Regions from separate parts of the Homo sapiens genome. Here region 2 is linked to region 1. The links are chromatin contacts, found by Hi-C or POLR2A ChIA-PET in ENCODE. All regions are on one chromosome and are shown on one strand. Each heading gives the region's core, a stretch centred on a gene start or an enhancer-like site at or near the end of the contact. The rest is flanking DNA. Distances are from core to core; before and after follow the strand shown. Region 1 has its middle 120 kb from the start of THORLNC. Region 2 holds the start of MYO7B (myosin VIIB).

What was found. A loop is a pair of places that touch in the nucleus more often than their neighbours do. ChIA-PET counts read pairs that join two places held with the same protein, here RNA polymerase II (POLR2A).
Region 2: a loop to region 1 is called in a map of lower leg skin, with 17 times the contacts of the local background. The contact joins the promoter of MYO7B here to the enhancer-like site in region 1. A Hi-C loop is called at or near these places in 1 of 168 maps with a recorded cell type or tissue (lower leg skin). POLR2A ChIA-PET finds 5 or more read pairs at or near these places in 1 of 52 experiments (activated CD4-positive, alpha-beta T cell).

Annotation. Positions count from the first base shown.
Region 1 is chr2:118,308,154-118,312,257 of GRCh38, forward strand. No RefSeq gene overlaps it. Among named protein-coding and RNA genes, the nearest start is that of THORLNC, 120 kb to the left of the region's middle. Within about 2 kb of position 2,043, at least 12 of the 41 ENCODE cell types and tissues checked have a DNase peak (open chromatin) inside an H3K27ac peak, as active enhancers do.
Region 2 is chr2:127,533,706-127,537,809 of GRCh38, forward strand. MYO7B (myosin VIIB) reads left to right here and starts at 1,978. Exons shown (of 48, transcript NM_001393586.1): 1 at 1,978-2,126. RefSeq lists an enhancer at 2,010-2,860.

The DNA.
Region 1 (4,104 bases), core at 793-3,292:
ATCGCCATGTCTCATTGAAACTTCATTCATTTCACCAACATTTGCTTAGCATGTTTTACAGGTCAAGTATTGTGCCAAACACCAGGAAAACATACTCTAAGATTGTATTATGATTGTTTATAGGCCTGTTTCATCTCCTAGACTCAGCTATTTGTGGGTAAGAACTACATCTTGTTCGTCTTTGTGTCCCTAGCATTCAGTACAGCACTGAGCTGTGAACTCAGTACTTGATGGAGATGAATGAGTGAGTAAAACACAGTCATTTTCTCAAGGGGCTTGGAGCTGGGTAGGAGAGGCAGCATATCAGTAAATGCTTGAGGAACAGTACATGGGCTGCTGTATCAGAGATTGCACACAGAGCCTTCATCTGTTTGTGTGGGCTGGGGAAGGTTCACAGAGGAATGGAGGACATGGCTCTTGAAAAGGCTAGAATTTAGCAGGAGAAGAAGAGAAAAGCATTCCAAAAAGATGGAATAATCCATGCAAATACACGCCATGTTCAGGTACAATCTGAAGAGAGGAAGAGGAGTAGGAGAAGAGGGAGGGAAGATGGGCAGGAACGTGAGAGCCTTTCATGCCCTCATTGTTATCCATACATCACCGTGGATCACTTTATTAAAGGCTGCTTGTTGAATATTTTCCTGGGCCTCTCCAAAGTGTATATGGCTAATCCTCTCAAGGGCATTCCTTCATGCCTTCCCTTTGCTCTACAGGACCCAGACAGGGCAGGGCATGGAGCAGGCACACAGTCCGACTGTCTGGCTGGACTCCTGACCCTTACCATTTGGTCCAACTGCATTGTGCTGAGCTCTTGAGCCACCAGTTTATAGGGTTTTGACACAGATTATGCCTTGTCTGTGTCTTTCTCTCACTCGCCCATCCATCCATCCATCCATCCATCCATCCATCCATCCATCCATGATTAGGAAAGACATCTATATTTGTTGAGTACATGTTTATTAATGTGTAGAGAACACAGCAGAGTTGGAGTCTCCTAAAACATGACTTGCACTGGCTGGTGCCACCTATAGGGGTTCAACTGCTTGATTTTCTTTTTCTTCCTTGTCCCTACCGCCCCCCCCGCTCCCCCGCCACCATCCCTCTTTGAATAAATGAAGATGTTGAGGTTCTTCTATCGAGGTTCCGCTCACTGATGCTAGATATCTAAACTTCATGCAGAGAAGCCATCTACAGAGGCAACAGGCCAGGGTGGGGGCGAGGGGGAGGGCCTGAAAGAAGTTGCCCCCTTCTGTTGATCTCCGACCCGCTTGAAATCTGAGGCATCTCCTGGGGTCAGGAGGCTGCCTTAATATCCGCCCCCAACACTAAACATTTAGCGCAGGGCAAGGAGAGGCAGGCGAGGGAGGGAGGGAAAGGGGGAAGCACATGGCCCTGCTTTGGCCTGTTTGCCTCCCATAATAAGAGGGAAAGGAATAGAAAACACCCAGGCACAACATAAATATTTCCTATTATGGAGAAACTAAAGTCACAATGGAATCTGTCATGCTTGTGATATGAGAGATGGACAATATTTCGGGGCTGCTGCCATGCTGGCACCTGAATGGAGTTTATATTTTGTTTATGGAGCTGAATCCGAAGCCTTTTATTTTTTTGGCTCGGCCTGTGTCATTCTTCATGGAAGCTCGAAATGGCCGCGGAGCAGCTCAATATTCCATTTATTTTACTTATAAAAGAAATTCAAAGGCTGAAAAGATGAAGTAATTGACTTAGTGGGATGACAGTTAAACCCACTAAATTTAATCTTATCCTCTCAAGTACAACATATCGCGCTTACAAATTATCGCCAGCCACCAGGCAGCCCCGCGCTCCTCACCTAATGCAAATGGAGCGGAGGCCTCTGTTATTGTATTATCTGACTTTACTATCAGCATTAATCCGGCTTAGCCCGCTTAATGATGCCACTTGTGGCACTCCGAAGGCAGCGGAGAAGTCTATAAACTACTTCCATTAAAATGCAAATCGGGCCCGCTGAGAAAACAAGTGACACAAAAAGTGGGCGCCGCGCGGCCGCCGCCCGCGATGGCGCCGATGGCTGATGCCGCGATTACGCCGGCGGGGGCGGCCCGCGCGCCACGAACGTGCCCGACAAGCCGCGCCGCTTAATTTCTGAAGAGATTTATATTTTTTTTGTTGTCAGGAAATGAACAAATACTTATCAATGTAAAAACTGCTATCTCCGATCTCCCCGCCGGGTTTTTCATACTGATATTCTTTGCACCCCGTAACACAGGAAATGAAAATCTTCTCCGCCTCTCACGTCGCCGCTGCGCCTTCAAATCCTCTGCGAGCAGACTGGCCTCCCCCCACCGGCCCCCTCCCGGGCTCCCCTCCCCGGTAAACAGAAAAGAAAACTTCTGTGGGCGAAGGAGGGAGAAATTCCAAGGCTCTGGCTTTCCCCAGCCGACTTGGGTTTCGGGGCAGCGCGGGCTCCCTTCTTTCCAGCGCAGGAAGAAGGGGTGAGGGAGGAGGGGCCGGGGTGCTGGCACTCAACGGTAACATCTGTTTTACTTAAGCAGCTCGATTTCGTTTTAGGATGAAAAAGTATTCCCTTTCAGCATGAGGAATCGTGGGCCCTGGGGCTTGTATTGATTCAGAACAAGGCCTCATAAAACACTAGCAGGTGATTTAGTTTCATATTTTGATTCCTTTGTTTAGACAGTTTCTCTCAGGTTCTCCTGTGTCGGCCCGGGGACCCCAGCATCCCTCCTTTGATGTTGGAGGGACACCCGGGCCGTCGAGCTCGCCCCGCTCTTGTGGGTGACTTTGTGCTCTTGAGGGCGCAGCATTTCCCAAGGTTCTCCCCCACCCTCACCCGGCGAGCCCAGGCTCTGCGGTCAGGCTCTCAAATCCTGCAAGGATTGATGGTCCTCACAGAGGGATCAATACTACATTTTAAATATTACAATACCTTTTATTGAGACACTATTACAACACAAATGTTTTACCCTGTCACGGGACCCAGTTAAAATTGCTTTTGACCATCTTATTGGTGGGCTTCCCCGGCCCTCTGTGTTTCCCACTTCTGGGAGGAGTCACTGTGCTCCCGGGATGGGCTGGCCCCGCCCAGGAGGCCTGGGAAGGAGGAGGATGCAGCCTGGGAGGGCTGTGGGGCACCTGGGGAGTGCTGCAGAAACTGGCTGTTGCCCACGTGGCCTCTTTTGGGAGGCTTGTTCTCACTCCTATTGACTCTTCCCTGGCTGTATTAAAAAATACGTCCACAAAGTCCTCTCTTTCTTGGATTTGCACCCCTTACAGGAGAAAGGGGGAGTCTGTGCAGGTGAAGCTAGGATTAAGGACGAAATTTATCGTGGAGCCCTGGGACAGGGCCACAGACCATCTTCTGTGAGTTTGTCAGTCCTCTGTATGTGTCTGGCTGGTCTGCATTTGCCACATCGCCTCCTAACTCCCCCTGCCTGTGTTTATTTCCCTCCCTTTCTGGACTGGAGGAAGCTGCATCTGATTTTCCGACAGGCAGTGCCTAGGATAAGGTCTGGCCTCTGCAATAGAGATACATAGTATGTGCTCAGTGAGCGTTTGTTGAATGACTAAAAGAATGAAAGCTGGCCAGGCCTGGTGGCTCACGCCTGTAATCCCAGCACTTTGGGAGGCCAAGGCAGGTGGATCGCGAGGTCAAGAGATGGAGACCATCCTGGCCAATATGGTGAAACCATGTCTCTACTAAAAATACAAAAATTAGCCAGGCATGGTGACATGCGCCTGTAGTCCCAGCTCCTTGGGAGGCTGAAGCAGGAGAATCACTTGAACCCGGGAGGTGGAGGTTGCAGTGACCCGAGACCGGGCCATTGCACTCCAGCCTGGCAACAGAGTGAGACTCCCTCTCAAAAAAAAAGAATGATGGCTGTGTTATGGTCTGAATATTTGTGTCCTCCTAAAATTCATATGTTGAAACCTAATCCCCAAGTGATGGTGTTTGGAGATGGGGCCTTTGGGAGGTGTTGAGGTCATGTGAGTGGAGCCCTCATGAATGGGTGTTTTTTTTATAAAAGAGACCATAGAAAGCTCCCTGATCCCATCTGTCATGTGAAGACACAGTGAGAAGCACCAGAAATCCACCATTCTCTA
Region 2 (4,104 bases), core at 728-3,227, 9.2 Mb after region 1:
ATGGAGCCCACCCACAGGAGGCACAGGAAACCCTGAGGCATCGGGGGTCTCCTCCTGTCTCTGGAGCCACTGGGTCTCCACCTCTGCAGCTTGTCCACCTCTCCTTTTCTCTCCCACCACCGCTTGGTCTGTGTCCCCACGAAAGGTCCATGTTCAGGGTTGCCACCCTGCCTTGACCTCAGTTCTAAAAGACGATGGCTCATTCCCACATTTCTGCCTGCAGTTCCCAAGTCCCTCCAAGTCCAAGGAAAAGAAAGGAATCTGATTGGCTCTAGTTGGGCCAACTGTAAGGATGACCAGACCCCTTTTTTACCCAACACAAGGCCTGTGGCTGACCAGGTAACTACCTGCCCCTATTATCCACCCGCCTTCAAAGCCTTGCATAAATGAGCTCCCCTCGCCCTCCTGCTCACTTCCAGGGACTGCCTGGCCCCTCCAGTCTGACCCCACCCAGGGCCCACTGCGGTTGCACTTCCCTTCTAAACAGTCTGTATTTGCCTTAAGCCCAAATCCCCCTTGATCAAGTGCCAGCCCAAGCCTGCCCAATTTGTTGCCAGGTACCCTCCTGGGAACCTTGTTGTCTGATGGCCTTTGTCTCTAAGGCTTCCTGATGGCCCCAGACATGTCCCAGGTGTATGCTCCTTTCACACTCAACACAGAACACTCTCTTGACCAGGTGTCCAAGCAGTTCTCCAGCAGACTCCGTCTGGATGTCCTATAATTCAATTCAATCAGACACTGTCAACCTGGAGTCATAGATCCCACAGGTTAAGGGCTCAGTCCCACAAAACTGCCCCACTTCAAATGCAGTCTCAAGTCCTAGGTTGCCACCTATACTTCTGACCAATTGGCTATAAATCGGGGTTCCCATGCCCCACACCTGAGGTTGGATTTGCTAGCATAGCTCATGGAACTCAGGACGGCACTCATATTGACCAGTTCGTGGGAAAAGATTTTACAAAGGATTACAGATGAGCAGCCGAATAAACACGCACAGGTGAGTTGTGTGGGAAGGTCATGGAGCTTCCATGCCCTCTCCCGCATGCCACCCCCCAGGGACCTCAGATGTGTGGAAGCTTGTCAAATCTTGTTCAAGAGTTTTACCTTCCCAGAGGTCAGTAGGCGGGGCTGAAAGTTCCAACCCTCTATTCACTAGGTCTTTCTGGTGACTGACCCCATGCTGAGGCTAGGTAGGGCCCCCACATGGTCACCTCCTCAGCATAACTTCAGGTGTTATCAAACGGACTCATTATGAGATGATCACTTGGGAAATTTTTTGTTTGTTTGTTTGTTTGAGACGGAGTCTCGCTCTGTCACCCAGGCTGGAGTGCAGTGGCCCGATCTTGGCTCACTGCAAGCTCCACCTCCCCGGTTCACGCCATTCTCCTTCCTCAACCTCCAGCTGGGACTACAGGCGCCCGCCACCACGCCCAGCTAATTTTTTTGTGTGTGTGTTTTTAGTAGAGATGGGGTTTCACCGTGTTAGCCAGGATGGTCTTGATCTCCTGACCTTGTGATCCGCCTGCCTCGGCCTCCCAAAATGCTGGGATTACAGGCGTGAGCCACCATGCCCGACGATCACTTTGGAAATTCTAAGGGTTTTAGGAGTTCTGTGACACCAACCGGGAACAAGGACCAAATATACTGTATTTTATATTATACTACCACCCTCAATTAGAGCTTGGGGTGCTTGGGGGCAGAGCTCCTGCCATGCAGCACCTGGGAAGATGCTGAGCCCCCGGATGGTCAGCTGACTGTCACCATGGGATCTGGCTGGTGGCCAGAGCAGGTGCACAGACTGCAAACCCTGGTGGCCTCCGGGCAGCATGCATCGCTGCTCTGCAGAAGGGGCCTGGGTTAAAGAGCAGGTATCATGAGGCTCTGCCAGCTGGGGCTGAGGGAGGCGTGTGGGAGTGGAAGTGCCTGGAGCCCAGGGACAAAGTCCTGTAATAAATTACGTGGGCCCAGAGTGCTCCCAGTCATTTCCTCTTGGAGCCCTACCTCTTCTTCCTCTGTCCCTTACTCCCTGACACACCCGGAGTCCCAACATTGCCTCCTTTCCTGGCTCTTTCAGGGTGCCCAGGGTGGAGGGGAAGGGGAGTCAGCCAGACCCCCATCCTGACAAGGTAAGGGCGTGCCGGGGGCGTGTCTGCCAGCGGGGAGTAGGGGGTCACCTCTCTGAAGAGGGTCGCTGGGCAGGAGGCAGGTCCCCTGGAAATAAGATGGAACAGGTCTGAGGGATAGAGAGTGGAGAAGCCCTTCAGGAGCCTGGAAACCAGAAACCGCAGCAGGGGACTCAGTCCATCGGGCTGAAGGGCAGCACCTGGGGGGCTGAGGAGGAGGAGGAGGGGGAGAAGCTGTCTAGCCCTCTGCTGTAGAAGGGCAAACTCCCTGCAGGAGGGGAACGGCAGGTGCCAAGGCTGCTCCCACCCTGAAGCCTCCTCACAGCTAGAGGGCCTCACTGTGGAATCATGGGACATCATGGATAGCCTGGGTCCCATGATGAGCCCCTGCCAGATGTCAGCTGTGCCGTGTGTGACATCCCACTGCGTCCTCGCAACACAGTGGTGGAATTGCCTCCATTTTATGGACACAGAGACTGAGGACCATGGAAGCGAAGGTGCCCACGGGAAGAAGCAGAGCCGGATTCGACTCCAAAGCCCAGGCTTATCCGCCTTACCCATGTACCTTGGGCAATTGGCTTTAGTCACCTCTGGAAGGCTGGGACCCTAGGGAGAGGCAGGACAGGTCTGGGGTGTGGTGGGGGGGGGGGTGGGGGAAGAGGTGGCTGAGGAGAGGGACCGCACCGGGGCTCACATGGGCTGTCCCCCTTGAGCTGTCCAGGTGGTGTGTGTCCCATCCCCATTTCACAGAGGACGAAACTTGAGACACAGAGATTGTGAGAGCTGGCCCAGGTCAGACAGCTGGTGGGTGTGGGGCCCCCAACCCAGATCCCCCAAATTCTCCATGACGAGGCCTCCCCTTCAGGCTCCACTTTGTAACCCTGGACTTGAATTTTGCTCTAATTTATCAGAACCCTGCACTTTGTTTAGGATTTTAGTTCAGAGATTCACACACACCCTCAGTGAATCATTGTTAGGAACCACTCAGCTCATCAGCCCACCCCATCTCCCTGGACCTGCTGGGGGCCCTACGTCTGTCCTCAGATGCCACCTCTAAGAGAATCCTCCCCAGGCGGCTGTCTTGGGGCCTGCTGCATCCACAGCTCTAGCACGGGGCTCTGTGGAGAGGCGGCACCACAGGGATGACCTATATGTGTTGATATTGCTTCCTGTTTTACATATGTCAAAAGACAAAATTATAAAAAATTTATCTTAAAGATCTTAATTGGCTTTTATTTGCAATTCTAGAATTGGGCAACACCCCACTTATAGAATACAATGAATGATCTGATGAGCCGAGCAGAGGAGTTTGGCTTTATAGACAGAATGGGGCTGAGAGAAACAGAAAACAAAAGGGGATTAGTCATTTCAATTTATTTTCCTTGTAAAGGATAGAGCTGAGGGAACTTCCTTATCATGCCCGCTGAAACTGGCCTGTCTGGGGCTCCAGCTATTGTCTCTCTCCTGATTCTTGGAAGGTCAGATAACCTTCGTTTGGGCCTGGTGGTGTGGAACTTCAGCATGAGTGACTCCATTTTGGTCTGGTCTGTTGGCCTTGTGTAGGAGCTCAGACAAAACCAATGGCCTCCATACATTTTACTTAACACATGTATTTAAATGATGTTTGTGTGCCCATTCTTGGTCCACATACCAAGCTGTTCAGGGAGGAAGAGCCAGAATCTTAGCACATTTTTCACAGAAGAGATGAAGAAGGGTAAAGGAGACTGGGCATGGTGGTGGCTCATGCCTGTAATCCCAGCACTTTGGGAGGCCGAGGTGGGAGGATTGCTTGAGCCCACAACATGGGGAGACTCCATCTCTATAGAAGAATAAGAAGAAGGAATAGGAGGAGGAGGAAGAAGAAGAGGAGGAGGAGGAGGGGGAGGAGAAGGAGAAGGAGGAGGAGGAGAAGGAAGGATTTGACCAAGGCCACTGGACTATGAGCTCCTCGAGAGCCTGGGCTGGGTTTCTCTGGGGTTTT